3 separate regions of the Mus musculus genome follow, and regions 2 and 3 are each linked to region 1. Evidence: chromatin loops called from intact Hi-C (ENCODE). Cell type or tissue: left cerebral cortex. All regions are shown on one strand. Region 1 has its middle 130 kb from the start of Gm6213. Region 2 overlaps Gm6213 (predicted gene 6213). Region 3 overlaps Tusc3 (tumor suppressor candidate 3).

Region 1 (5,000 bases):
TGTCCATTTTAAGCTAAATTAACAAATGCAAGATTTTTTTTTCTCCTTGGAACTAGTAGGATGCCAGGAAAACTGTATCAGTCAGACTGAGTGTTGGTGGCACACATTTTTTATCCCAGCACTCAGGATGCAGAAGCAGGTGGATATCTGAGTTCAAGCTCAAGGCCAGCCAGTATTATGTACAGAGTGAGTTCCAGGATAGCCAGAGCAGGTAGATATATAGATATAGACACAGATATCGATAGATATATGTAGATATAGATACACATATATATAAAATATATATATGTATGTGTGTAATGTATGTAGATATAGACAGATCAGGTATATGTATATTTTATTCATAATATTATTTATAAATATATACATACCTTATACACAGACACACATATATATACATATACATGTATATGTATATGTATATTCTGTCTTGATTTTGACTTGAGAGAAACACAGAATCAACAGTGATGATTATAGGACACAGTAAACCAAGAGGGAATGTTTATATCCTTGTTCCTCTGTCATTTACATGTTCTAATGAAATACAACCCTAAAGCTAAAAATTATCTGATAGCTCATTAGAAGGATTTTAAATGTCTTGTATAAAGCAAAATTATTATTTGAGAATGCAGAATGTGTTCATATAAACATTTCTAGCCCTCCCCTTGCAATCCTATGAGGAAGAAGTGATCACTTGATACCCTCATTGTCTTCATAAAAATCTTTGAAGTTCCCACTGGTAGCAAATGTTGCTTTCTGTCTTGTAAAAAACGTATATTCTCTGGCTCTAACTCTCCATCAACATTCTAAGCAAAAGTATGAAAGATATACTAATAAACAAGAACTTCAGTGGGGATGAGAATACTCCAAAATGGCCCTCATTCACTTAAGTGAACCGTGAAGATTGTAATGAGAAGATTAACTTTGTACAGTATTTCCTTTGCATTGTCTCAAAAGCATTTTATTCAGAAACACTGTCACCTCGATTAGTTAGCTGCACTGTGCTCTTGTGACACAGTAGAAAGAATTATCTATAAAGCCACCCCAGGCTTCTTCCTTCCTAACTCCTTCTATGACTTCCTCCAGGGAAGGCTGGCCGAATAGAAGAGGGTTTGGGTGTTTCTGCTTTTCCACCCTGCTCAATGTGTAAGAGTTGGTTTTCGAAGGTTCCATTTGCCATTAGGTTTTTGAGAAAGAATTATCTGTGAATGATCATGCTATGGGAGGAAATGGATTTCCCCCTTTTAAAACATCTTATGATGAGAGTGTTTAATCACAGTCTATGTTCCAACACTCACACCTGTATTGTTTTGAGATTTTTGCATGCAGAGTTCAGTAGAAGATTATGACTTTACCACTCAAAGAGAAAACCAAGAGAATGTCAGCTAGGCAAAGCAACAGTTCTGAAAGACTTAGTCAAGCATCAACAGCTCCATCACCTGGTTAGTTTAACACTAAGTACTAGGGTTGTAAGAGATTCTACTTTATGATATCATCAAAATAGAGATCCCCTCCTGGGCATTTTATTAGTTCTCAAAATCACTTGCAAACCATGCATTGCTATTAAAACATTGTCAATATCTGCATGACTATTAGTGATGGTGGTGTTTATTTGTTTTGTTTTTTGTTTTGTTTTGTTTTGTGATACTTCCTTTTGAGATAGGGTCTCAATTGATACTTCTGACTAGCCTGTAAATCATTGCATAGAGTATGCTGGCCTCAAATGTGTCACAGTCCCCCTACCTCTGTTTTCCTAATATTTGGATTGTAGGCGATTCCCCCATGTCTCGTCCCAGTTGTTGTTCCATTATACACAAAGCCCAAAGACAAAAAAGTGTTCAAACATAAACCAAAACACCTGTAAATTTGGAATTTTGTCTTGAAAATGAAAACATATAAATTATTCGTTGTAAACTGGGGTCATTGGATAGGTTCCTATCTTTTTCAAGTGGCTACTGTCTTAATTGCCAAAAACTGTTGAGTTTGTGAGTCATGTTTCTGAGGCCTCGGTAAGAACTGCAAACAGCACTGGTACCACCTTCTGATCATCTGTGTTGGATTTCATTCCTCACCTGAGCTGACATGCTTCCCCTAGCCTTCTGTGGAGAACAGCTGGTGTTTCATGCATGTATTACATGAGGATTGAAAATTCAGAAATAATGAGGAGCTCCCAAGGGCAAAATTCTAAAGTAGCTCTGGTTCAATTTTAGAAGCCACCCTCCTCTTGTTAACATGTGTTTTATACTTCATTTATTCTGCCCTAGATTGGCTTAGCCCTCAGCGTTCCAGAGCTGACTCTCATCTCATACATACATAGCTCTGAGGGACTCGATTCTAACACTGTCCCTCACCCACCTTGGAACTTTTCTGTTTTATGTGTCAGTACTTCCTGCCCAGTTGCAGTTTAGAAAAAAAAAATTGGTGAAATCATCTTACTAAAAATATACATAGCTAATAAAGCACTAGTCTGCTGATGCATTTTAGAAATTGCTCTGGGAAACAGAAAATTTAAGTTCGAAGAATCAAATTACTGATGATAAAATTTAGTGCAGAATGAAAGATGTGTATATGGGCCAGAAAGCATTTTTTGTTAACGTCTTAGGTTACATAACTCGCTGACTTAAGGACAGATGCCTAGGAGGTATTTCCATTATTTCCTTTCCAATCATTTTCCTATTAATTCAACCCACAGTTCTTTCTGGCTTTGACTGACACTGAAACCTGAACATCATACACATGCATATAACTAAACCCTTTGCAATACTGAACAAATTTACAGATTTTATATATGTAAAGTAAGTACCAATCTGGAGAAAAAGAAAAGCCACCTTTCTTTGTGTGTGAAATTGACAGTCTAGCAAGAATCAGCCAGCACAGTGCATCGCGGTTGCTGTGAGCTGGTTCTGAAATCAGGGGGATGGAGCACTGGGAGATTGGCATTTTCATTATCTGGGCAACTCAGAAGTTAGAGGGAACTCTCAGGAGAGCCATGTAAAGGAAGTGGTAACTCCCTAAGTGGATCCTCAACATTCTGCCCCAGCTCCCCTTCCAGGATCAAAGGACTTCTTCTTGTTTTACTCTCAGTAGGCAGCTGAAAATTATAGAAGAAACACATGCTCTTGGAAGCCTCTATTTAGGAGTCAACTGATTGGACTTCTAGGTCATATCAGTTTCCAAGTGCCCAGGGGATATTTGGGAATCTTTTGTAATGTTGCATTACAAGACAGTTTCTCTGTTTTTCCAACCTAGCTGCTTTTCCTTCCCTTCCACTGATGCTGAGTGAAAATAAAAAAAAACTCTCTAGCAAATAGTATTAGAAATCCAGTGTCCTGGGACATTCTGATACATCCTCCCCAACTAATTTGCAGTTTGCACTACAAAGCAAGGGACAGGATGTCTTGACTCTGCTGATTCTTGGTGTAACATATGTTCACATCTGGGGCACTGTAACTCAAATAACAGAAAGCAAGCTGCCAACTTGGAGAAGGTGCCATAATAACTAGGACTCGGGAGTTGTTCTATGTTGTAGTAGAAACAGCTCTGCCATTTAGCCCAGAAAACCCAAAAGACTCCCTAATATTAAAAGATATGCACAGAGAAAAAAATCAACATATACATTTGACTTCAAATTAGGGATCAGAGCACAGATTCCTAATGTTAAGTAACAAGCCATATTTAAGTGGAGAATTATAAAGGAAAGAAACAATGAGAAAAAGCAATCAAGGGCTAAGGGTCAAGACAACTTGGCCCTAAGGGCTGCCTAATTGGTGTTAAGAGCAACCCAGATAGAACATAGTAAACAAAAAGTAGTAACTTGAGTTTATCTATAGTAAGGTAGATACTAACAATGTGGAGGGTAGGCAGCTGCCCAATTATTGTACTGCTTAAGACTTATTATAAATATAAATGCAATGTATATGTGTTTTTTTATCCAGGAACTTAATGATCAAGGCAAGATAGAAGCCCCAGGCCAGAAGTTTAAATAATTTCCCCAACAGACACCCCTCAAGCAATTCTCTTTTAATATTTGCACATTTGTTATTAGTTATGAAAATTTCATACCTGAGTACTTCATCATTTCCAGCCCATGGTTTCGCATACCCTGCAACTACTCCTATGTCATTAATTCCCAAACCACTTCTTAAATTCATCATCTTTTCTTTGCTTACTATTGTTACATATATACATATGTAGGTATATATTAGTACAGTCTGCTGAATCCATTTTGTGTACCTTATATATTTATGTAGTTAGGGATGACTACTCCCTTAAGAAATTCTTTAAATATTATTAAGCTCTGACAAATGTGGTATCCATGAAGCAAGAGCTGCCTGAGTCGTAAAACCAAGTAACCCCATTAAGCCTTCTGTTACAGCAGATTGTATTCAACTTTTTAGCCTTCTGAGTTACACTGGAGAAACTGTTGTCTTGGGACACACAGGAATGTCTCATCTATGGCTGCTCTCTCGCTGTGAAAGCATACATATGCTTATTTTGAGACTGTCAAAATGACACAAGGTTCACACTCTACATCTGTGCAATAGAGAAAAAAACAGAACATTTTCTTTTTTTAATTATTTTTATTAGGTATTTTCTTCATTTATATTTACAATGCTAGCCCAAAAGTCTCCCATACCCTCCCCCCCACACACACCTACCCACTCACTCCCACTTCTTAGTCCTGGCATTCCACTGTACTGAGGCATATAACGTTTGCAAGAACAATGGGCCTCTTTTTCCACTGATGGCCGACTAGGCTATCTTCTGCTACATATGCATCTAGAGACACGAGCTCCAGGGGGTACTGGATAGTTCATATTGTTGTTCAACCTATAGAGTTGCAGATCCTTTTAGCTCCTTGGGTACTTTCTCTAGCTCCTCCATTGGGGGCCCTGTGATCCATTCAATAGCTGACTGTGAGCATCCACTTATGTGTTTGCCAGGCCCCAGCACAGCCTCACAAGACACGGCTATATCAGGGTCCTTCAACAAAATCTTGC
Region 2 (5,000 bases), 110 kb after region 1:
GCTGCTTATTTTCAGTAATGATTTACTTTTAAGTACCAGGTATCGAGATACTTTTATGGATGGTGTCTAATTGGATTGTTTCTCCCTCTCTTGGGCATGACTTTGTCCCAAGTATATTCTAAATCGTTAAGTCATTACCGGAGCCAGTTTTACAGTCATCTTCATGTTGATGTGCACCTGAAAGGAAAGCAGGGTTCCATGCTGATAGCCTTGCGCCAAGCTCCCAGTTGGGGCAGTCTGTCCACGGATTCTGGCATTTCACTGACATTATCTTGCTGCCAAAACTTGGGCTTAGAAGACTTTCTGCACAGTTTTGTCTTTTGGGTTCTCATTAAAATGAGTCGCACATGTGGGGCCCAGCTTAGTGCCCGGCTCTGGTGGAGACCCTTAAATATTAATGTTTTTGCTTCCTCTGGTATACAGTCCTGCTCTTTGGAGCTTATTCCTCAAAAAATATATATTCTTTCCACAGGCACTTTAGGTCCCAGTGGATCATTCCATGGAGTACAGGTCTGGAGCAAGACAGACGAGTGGGTGTTAGGAAGAATAAATGCTACCATTTTTATAACCATCTCTGGCAAGCAGGAGCTGTATCGTGCTCCAGATAAACTCATTACAAAAGCTCAGCTTCTGCTGGTTAAGCATTTTTTTAAACTAAGCCTTTAGGATGATTTGATAAATATCCTTATACTTTTGTCTACCGCATGGGCTTGGTTATCCTGGTACAGAAACTTCAGCCCCGACTCAGCCCACCTTTCTCCTTGCTAAACAGTCTTCATGATGAGCAAAAGATAGACTCATTCCTAATTCCTATTTCTAAACACAAAGCCTTTTCATCTTCCTCTGACAAACATGTGTTCCTCACTGTCTGTGCCTGAGGACAAGCCTTACCTGTGTTTTGATTGTATTTAACCCAACATCCCTAGACTTTAACACCTTTCACTCAGCTACTCCAAAGCAGTGAAAGGAGACAAAACTCTCCTTACTTGGAGGGATGAGATAGCAGGATTTTCCTCATTTTGAACTGAAGTAACCTTTGAAAGATTCGCCCTTATCTTTTGACAGAGGAAATAAGATTTGTTTGCCCTTTATGGTAAATAAAGAAGAAAATAAACTGATTGTGGCATCCCCCTGCAGAAGGCATGATAATCCGCAGCATTCACAAAGATTTCTTTCTAAAGGCATCTGGAAGTGATTCAAGAATGCCATGTAGAAATTAAATATTAAACTCTGATTAAATGCTATTTCTACCTAAGTTGTAACTGGTAACCACACCTAGGACAGTTTTTCCTCAGCAGTCACTGAGTGATACCTAGACACTCCAATTAAGCATTTTATAGTGACTATTCAAAAGGACTTTCAGAGTCCTCACTAAAACCACATTGATGGGCATTGAATGCAAACCTACCACAATAGCCCATTGTGAGTGGCATGGATGTATCTGCAGTCCTGGATACATACCTGCAGCTTCTATTTTATCACATAGTTTTAAACTCTGACATGGTAATCAAATATAAGCCTTGTAACATAATATTTTTACCTAGAATGACACTGTTGGACCTATCATGCCTCTCTCTCTCTCTCTCTCTCTCTCTCTCTCTCTCTGGGTTTTTTTGGGGGGGGGGTGCGGGTGTTCGAGACAGGTTTCCTCTGTGTAACCCTGGCTATCCTGGAACTCACTCTGTAGACCAGGCTGGCCTTGAACTCAGAGATCCACCTTGTTTCTGTCTCCCAAGTGCTGGGATTAAAGGCATGCGCCACCACTGCACAACTTTTTTTTTTGGGGGGGGGGTGGTTCTTGCTGAACAATTTTCTTCCTTTTTAAAAAAATTCTAGACTACATTTCTCCTATGAATGCCCTCCTATTTTAATTAGCGAACTATAGTAATTTCTTCCTGCCCAGTCTTCCTATCTTATTTGAGCTGTACTAACTGGTTTGATGTTGTTGTCACAGGAATGATATTTGGTTCTGCCCTGTCACATGGATCATACCTTGTCTCCATGTGAAAGCCACATCTATTTTTCTTTATGCTCATAAGTAAGCCAATTAGGAGGTAAGATGAATAAGCTCTCACTACATGCAGGAAAGGAAACTGCAAACTGCTTACTTAAGCTTAAGCACCAGCAAATGAAACAAGGGGGAACTCCTGATTCCACCAGAAGGTGGGGTGACACGGGAACAATTGGCAGGAATCCCTGAGAGTGTAAATACTCTAATTTTGTACCTGGCCTAAATATGTCACAAGCGATCTACCTCTCACACTTGAAGCACCACTCTGTCTAACTGTGGAATGGAGTGGGTTGCATTTGAAGTCAAGTTTTTAAATAAAACTTTCTAAAACTCCTTAAGGCTCTGCCTTTTCACAGTACATAGGAGCCACATTCTTTTATTCTGTGAACTTCTGTGCTGAGTACACGTTAAGAAAGAGACTCATTGTTTTTCTAAAGTGTCTTCAGTTCAAGTTTAAGTTGATAAGGATTAGGTCAGGCCAATTTTCTTCTCCCTGCCTGGAAGTTGAGAAATAGGAATAGATCTGTGACACCATCTTCCTACAGATGACTTCCACATGCATTCACTCTATCAGAACTATAAAATACCAAGAGAAAAGTGTGTACAGTGGCAAGCAGTTGTTGCACATGGTGTTTTCCAAATTCTCACTATGCTGGTATAGCTCAGCGTCCTTACATTCAGATTTGTTGGGTCTTCTCTTCTGAAACCTGCATCAGATATTAGCAATGAGTGTCTGGGGCATCTATCCTCTTTCCCTCTGAGTATATTTGTATATATCCAGACACGAGACAATTCCGTTAAACTCAATTTAGAAGTCTACTTTTTACCACTGAAGTTCTTCCCATATAAGTTTATGTAATTTTTAATTCATTAAATTATTAGATTTTTATAAAATCTCTTTTATATAATTTTTATCCTTAAGTTTCCTCCTATAGATATCATTATAGGCCATTTCACTCATATATTATCTTGGAAATAGCTTCTATTTGGAGCCTAATGTTAGGTAAACTCTACATTTCAAACACTACAAAAAAATAGTAGCCCCTATTATCAATAAATATTTAATAATTGTTATGTACATGACTGTACAAATTATTGAATGCTTGCACAGTATGATAGAAAAATAAACTATGCTATGTCACTTAATGTAAGATTACTGGTTCTTAAAATCCCTAATATTTCTATTTCCTAATGCTTTTTGCCCTAAGATGTCCAGAATATATTCTCTCTCAACTAAATCAACAATGCAGTGATGTTTACCAGTATCAAAAAATATCTGCTACTGCAATAGAAAGTTAAAAATCTTGACATATTAGGCCTCCTAAACCAGAATTAATCTTACCTTAAATGTTAAAAGATTAAAATGTTAAATGTTAAAAGAACCTCTCTGTCTTTTCATCCTTTACCCAAGCCCCAAGACTGAGACTGTTATGGTGTTGTGTAGAATCTAGAATGTCTGCTATTTATAAGAGGTCTCAGGCCTGAGGCTTCTCCAGGTCCTCCCCTGTGCCTACCCAGACCACTACACAATGGGACTGTGGCAGCACACATTGCTTGTGTAGGTGCAGCTCAACAGCAGTCATGAATTTGGGTAAGTTTTCCATTTAGTTTTGTAAGGTAAGGTTTCTTTAGGACATCTGCTGTCTTGTTCAATATGTAGTATCTGTTGCATCCATAATAGGCAAATTATGTAATACTTTAAAGAGTTTCTAATGCCAAGAACAGAACAAAGAAAAAAAAAGACAGTTAAGCAGTGTGGTCTTCAGAGTAAAGCCATTACAAGGTTTAATAGGTGACTGGGGGAGACCTCAATGTGAAGAGGCCATTTAAGCAAAGAGTTATTCTCAATTATCATTCATTATCAGCAAAGCAATGCTAAGCCAGACACAATGATGGGGGTGGGGCATTGCCCCAACAGTATAGGCAAGTTCTTAAAAGTTTTTTCTGTCTGTAGTGTAAGTGTAGACCTGATTTTCTAATATACTTCTACAGGAGAACCAGGAATCCATAGCCAATATGCATACATTATTTTCTCTGAAAAAGAATTCCCATTGAACACCGCTGGCCACATCACTCATTTTCAGGAATGAGTTCTCACTACAGAAAATGTTCAGGTGCTGCTTTGACCTCAAAGGTCTGAGAATGAATTAACGCATTCTTTCAGGAAGCACACACTTGAAAAGTGGGATGTACTCAAAATGATCCATTCATTCATTTGTTTGCTTGGCTCCATCCTCCTAACAACACACACACACATCCCTATGTATTTAAAAATGGAGTGATCACTTTTTTTCCCCATTTTGAACACTAGTTCTGATGATGGAGTCTATTCATCTATTCCCACAAAAACTCAGGATTCTTAATTTTCTTCCTACTAAAGATTCACATATCTGCTTTCCTTTTAAAATGATTTAAACACATACAGTGTATACATATATTAAAGGAATTATATTCATTCCTGGGAGAAATGAAGTGAACATTACAGTTACTAGAAACAGAAGAAATATAAGACTATGAGAAAATGTATTTCCAGAAGGCCTTCAACATTGCTTTGCTGGAGCTGGATGAGCCCTCCCTTGGGATCTAGATTTGTGTAAGAGACCAACTCACTGTGGCCTGGGGAAAGCTGCCAGGGACATCTTCAACCAAGGATATAGGTTTGGCATAGTCAAAACAGATCTAAAACCAAATCATGTAGTGAAGTGAATTTTCTACTTCAGGCTCTGTTTTCACTGATACAGGGGAACAAAAGCATCTGGTTTCCTAGAGACTAAGTACAAGATCTGGAAATATGGACTTAGCTTCATCCAAAAATGAAACACAGAATCTTAGGGCAGAAATTTCTTGAGAGAGTAAATTGGCTAAATGGTTGAAACAGACTCTTGATACCATATTTGTCCCAAACACAAGGGAAGATGAACAGGAAACTAAATTTGTCTGTGCAGACTAATTTTATGTCAACTTGACCAAGCTAGAGTCATTTGAGAGG
Region 3 (5,000 bases), 340 kb after region 1:
ATCTGTCACCATTTTAGTATACTCCTTAATTTGGATGACTCAATTTTGCCATTAGTGTAACTGGAACTTTTATTAAATAATATATACAGAAAATGCACAATTCATGAGGAGACATCTATGAGTCATCACAAAGTGTGTAAATGAGGAAAATACAGAACAGAAATATTTTAAGACACCAGTCTTCTGAGGTACTCCCTGAGAGTTGTCAAGACAGCCTTCTAAGAGAGGACATTTTCTTGAAACTGCTGCAGTATGTGTTAGGCCCCACCCTCTTTCACAGATGCCGAGTAGCTGCTCTCATGAGTAAGAAGTACATGCTCACCCCCAGCAGTCACAATGCTAAACACGCTCTTTACCCCTGGGCCTAGATGTGTATCCTTGGGTATCCTGCTTGAGGCCTCGTAGAGAAACACTTTTATTTTATAATGTATTAGAGATTATGGTAGTTAGTGCATCTTCCTACGTTTAATGGAACTGGATATTAAGTGACAGTGCCCAGTTTTCTCCTCTTCCTTTGGTATTTGATTATGTGCTTTACTGTTACTGTCTTGTTGAAGTTCTTTCTACTTGTGGGTCAGGCACTTTGCTAAATATAGAGAAAGCAAGTAAGTCTTAGCAAATGGGTGCTTTTCTTTTTATTGTTTTAGAAGTATCACTTAGCAAACAAGTTTTTAATGTTAATATAGCTCATTTATTTCTTCGAGTATAGTTACTTCATCTTCTGCTCTAAGATATTCTTGTCTAACAATGAATACCTATACATTATTTTCAAAGTACTATGTTCCCCATTAGTAGTAATTCATTTGCTCTCTTGTACATGGTAGGAGGTAAGACACAAATTCATGGGTTTTCCGTCACACTACATTGGATATCTTTCTTATAATACATGACTTTATAACTGTAAACCTGTTTGTACACAACTGTGTTCTCTCTGTCTTGCTGGGAAATGACCATCACAAAATTACTAAGGATCTGCAGTGACGCTGGTCTTGTAAGTACAAACTTCAACCACTCCAGCTTCTCTTTCATGATAATTCTATTCTTGCCCCTTTGCATTTGCAGATTTAGTAGTGCATCTTTTGTCAACTGTCAAAAAAATTTCCAGATTTTTCTTACAATGAAAATGCATACTCTTACAGTGTGGAGTTCTCTAATCTGTGATAACATACCTTTGCTTAAGTCTATTTCTTTAAAACAATTCCCTTAAATGTCACATGGTAGCTGTCAGCTTACTTACCTTTTACTGGACTGACAGGGGAGTGTTTCTTATGGTATGACAATGAATGATTTCTTTAACTTCATTTTCTTTTAAAAAGGTATTTGAATATTTTTATATTGTTAATGTATGAGTATGGACTATATCAACCTTACTGAATTACTCAATAGCTTTATGCTCATTCATATCTCTTCCTCATTTTTTTTTACATTCAGAGCCCACAATAAAATCCATGTATATTCATGAGGATTGATCTATTATTTTCCTATTTCTAAATGTTAGTGTCATAACTAAAACTAAGTTATTTTGTTTCAGAAAGTTTAGAAAATATCTTTTCTTGCTCATAAAAATATTTATAAGAGCATTTAATTATCAGAGAGAGATAGCCACCCCTTCCTTTTTTTTTTTTTTTTTTATAATTTGAGGGTTTAAGAATGTACTCAATAGCATAGAATGCAGGCATTCTCTCTATTGGTGCCTTGATTTGGTATACTAAATTTTTTCACGTTTCTTTGTAATTACCAATTTTAGTGTTGAAGTACAATCCCCTAATCTAACAAGGTGTGTCAAGGTGAGTCATGGCTACATTATGACTATCTAGATGAGTTCTGGAACCAAACCCCACAAGTACAAAAGAATGAAAATATTCAGAAAAAGATTTTCATTACTTTAAGATCATGGATTTTAATAGTTTATCTTTAAAATAAAAAATGCAATTGACTACACCCAGATCACACAGATTTGTTTCCTACAGTCTTCCTCCACGACCCCATCCTTTTGTCTCAGCTACAAACTCCCAAGTCCCTCCCAGGAATCCCACCTGCCATGCTGGCCAGGGAATCAGGAAGGCTGTCTTGCCTTTTCTGCTACCAATTCCAGTTCCTGAGTCCTACGCCCAGTTTTGTAGCTGCCCACCAGCTGTGGCTTCTCACTCCTCTCCCCCTGATTTCCCGAGGTCTACACAGATCCTCGTGCCTCACCTAGCTCTCTGCCTGATTTCTCCAGGTCTGCACAGATCCTGGTGCCACGCCTAGCTTTCCTCTCTCAGGTGGCAGATCTCTCTTTCTTCTGGGTCATCCCCAGGCCTCAGTGTTAGCTGCCAATACCTAGAAACACATTCTGTCTAGGACTAAGCGTGCCCATGCCTGGAAGGATCACAAAAGAATTCTCTACCAGGTGATACAGTCAGTTACACACTCTCCTAAGAAGTAAAAGGGGCAACCAAGGAACAGAGAACAACCACCCAACAAACGCAAGGCCAGATAGCAATACTATACACACACACACACACACACACACACACACACACACACACACACACACCAAACCACCCAAAAATCCTGACAATTATGTAAAGATCATGTGGTAATCGTAATAGTGAAGAGAAGAAACTCATGTCAAAAATACAGAAAATATTTTCAGCAAAACTGTGGAACATATTTTCCCTAACTAACCTAAAGAACACGGTCCCTATAAAGGTCCATGAAGCATATGAATACCAAATAACAGGACAAGAAAAGACATTCCCCTGCAGGTATCTGTTTCTCTTTAGTTAAGAAAATTAAGAATCAAGTTTGTTTTTTGTTTTTTGTTTTTGTTTTTTAAGTATATTCCAAAGATATAAACTCATTCTGCGGGACTGCAGGACTGTCAGAATTCGTGGCTGTCCTGTCTTTGGAGATCATTGGCCTCTATTAGTCCAGGAGGGTGAAGGGAGCAGAGATGACAGACCAGGAGTTCATGAGCCCTGCGAGTACCTTAGGTGAATGCTCGCACCAGGACCAGCTTTGGGGGATCATATCAACCTCACCTGGGGGATCTAAGGCTTATACAATCTGGGGGGCTGGGGATGGGCACATCCAGGAGGAGCAAAGGTCATTGGGTGGAGGTTTAGAGTACTGAAAAGCCTCATTAACATGGGGAAGCATTCCAGAACCTGAGTTGCCAGCTGATCTGCTTCCAACCAGGAGAGGAGAAGTTCATCCAGCAGTCTAACTAAGGATAAACGCCCTTCCTCAGTAGAGGTAGGTGTACGTATGTGTGGGACTGGGGTGGGTAGTGGGGGGCTGGGAGGAGGGCTGGAGAGATGGCACAGCAGTTAAGAGCAGTGACTGCTCTTCCAGAGGTCCTGAGTTCAATTCCCAGCAACCACATGGGGGCTCAGAACCATCTGTAATGGAATCCAATGTCCTCATCCTCTTCTGATGTGTCTAAAGACAATGTAATTATATACATAAAATAAATAAATATATCTTTAAAAAAGAAGTGTGTGAGTGTGGGGTGGGGGGAGGTGGTAAATTCCATAGATAAGATCAGAGAAGGAGAAGCCCTGTTAATGAAGAGAGTGTTCCATATTGCTCTGAGCTTAGAGGGTATGAGGTCAATGGTAGACTTTGACCTTAATTAGCAGAGTTTTCCCACAAGAATTCTCCACAAATAGGTTGCATATAAAAACTACCTATTTAAAAAACAAGCATAGCTATCTTCTAATGAATCAGGTGCCAGATGAAGGAAGTGTTAGGGATATCCTTAAATGCCTACTTCCCTGAAAAAATAACAATACCTTGTTTCCCACTTGGAAAGGTGAACAGCTAACTATACAAACAGCTTTATATTAGTCAAAAGTTAAATAATGTTATTAAAATACATATTTGGGGGGTGCTTTCCACCATTCTGTGAAATCAGAGCCACCCAATAACTCTGAATGTTTGTTCTAACAAGTCATAATGTGTTTAAGGCATAAAGACCTTTCCCAAATTGTCTGAGAATTTGTACTAAGCTTCTCATAAAATCTAAGTAATTAAACTGCTATAAATTTTTGAGGCAGGAGAAACCTCAGGGTGTGAGAACCATCCACTAGTGCAGCTCTTCAGTAGTAGGCAGAAGGAGCGTATGCCCCACTGTGATTTACTGTGATAATAAGGCTGGCTTATTAGACTTTTAATGATGTCTTATCTTTCATGTTTTTAGTTCTCAGATCCTTGGGATGTTTTCTTTTGTGTCTGAAATGAAAGTTACTACTCACCACGCTAATATTGCCTGGGTTAAAATGACAGGAATCTTTGAAAACTATATAGTCACGGAGTTCTGCAGTATGAGCTACAAACTACCCTGCTTTAACCCATTCTAACACTTCAAGCAACACTGCTTTTTGAAAATTACAACATTTACATTTGCCCTGTAATTCAGTATTTTACCTAACCATTCTACTTCAACAGCATCATAAATCAGGACACAATTAATTCTCTAAGTAAAGACAAAAGAAGCTAAATGAGAACCAGTCAGTGACCTGTACCATGTTCCCTTTTGCCTGTTATGAACACGAGGTACTTAACAAGCATTTTTCCTGCTCAAGATACCCAAAAGACAGTAAAATCTAACCGTATCACCTCTGAAATTTAACTTTGAAGTCAGGAAGCTATGAATATGTATAAATATCTCTAGAGCTCATTTCCTCTTTGCCAGGAAGTTCAAATCTTTCAGACTATTCTATGCATAAACCACTATGAATAAGTTTCTCCTTTTTGCAATATATATTTATTCTTACTCTAGTCGTGAACCAAAAGCAATAAAGTATAGTAGTAAATATAATTAACACCCTTATAAGACAGTTTGTCTAGAGGTAAGGGCTTATAACACTAAGTAATTCATTGAAAAGTATGTTTTCAAATGGATCAGCTATAAAACATACACCTAGTAATTTATTTTTTTAAAAATATTTGTTTGTTTTATGTACATGAGTACACTGTAGCTGTACAGATGGTTGTGAGCCACCATGTGGTTG

The links. Hi-C counts contacts between places; a loop is a spot of excess contacts. Peaks named below come from ENCODE experiments on the same cell type or tissue, not always from the same donor. Only the 100,000 strongest peaks of a DNase experiment are listed, where the experiment ranks them.
Region 2: it touches region 1 in a loop (7-fold over the local background); 2 of 42 quality-filtered maps call a loop at or near these places.
Region 3: a loop joins it to region 1, with 6 times the contacts of the local background. A loop is called at or near these places in 2 of 42 quality-filtered maps.

The regions. Positions count from the first base shown.
Region 1 is chr8:39,424,860-39,429,859 of GRCm38, reverse strand. No RefSeq gene overlaps it. Among named protein-coding and RNA genes, the nearest start is that of Gm6213, 130 kb to the right of the region's middle. In left cerebral cortex, no CTCF peak of the experiment used is centred here; DNase peaks (open chromatin) are centred at 2,221 and 2,845; H3K27ac peaks cover 1,828 bases.
Region 2 is chr8:39,311,296-39,316,295 of GRCm38, reverse strand. The region is part of intron 2 of Gm6213 (predicted gene 6213); the gene reads right to left. It also overlaps the pseudogene Gm18644. Among named protein-coding and RNA genes, the nearest start is that of Gm6213, 16 kb to the right of the region's middle. In left cerebral cortex, a CTCF peak has its summit at 2,152; DNase peaks (open chromatin) are centred at 538, 2,200 and 4,735; H3K27ac peaks cover 2,448 bases.
Region 3 is chr8:39,087,754-39,092,753 of GRCm38, reverse strand. The region is part of intron 5 of Tusc3 (tumor suppressor candidate 3); the gene reads right to left. Among named protein-coding and RNA genes, the nearest start is that of Tusc3, 84 kb to the right of the region's middle. In left cerebral cortex, no CTCF peak of the experiment used is centred here; DNase peaks (open chromatin) are centred at 211 and 2,158; H3K27ac peaks cover 1,351 bases.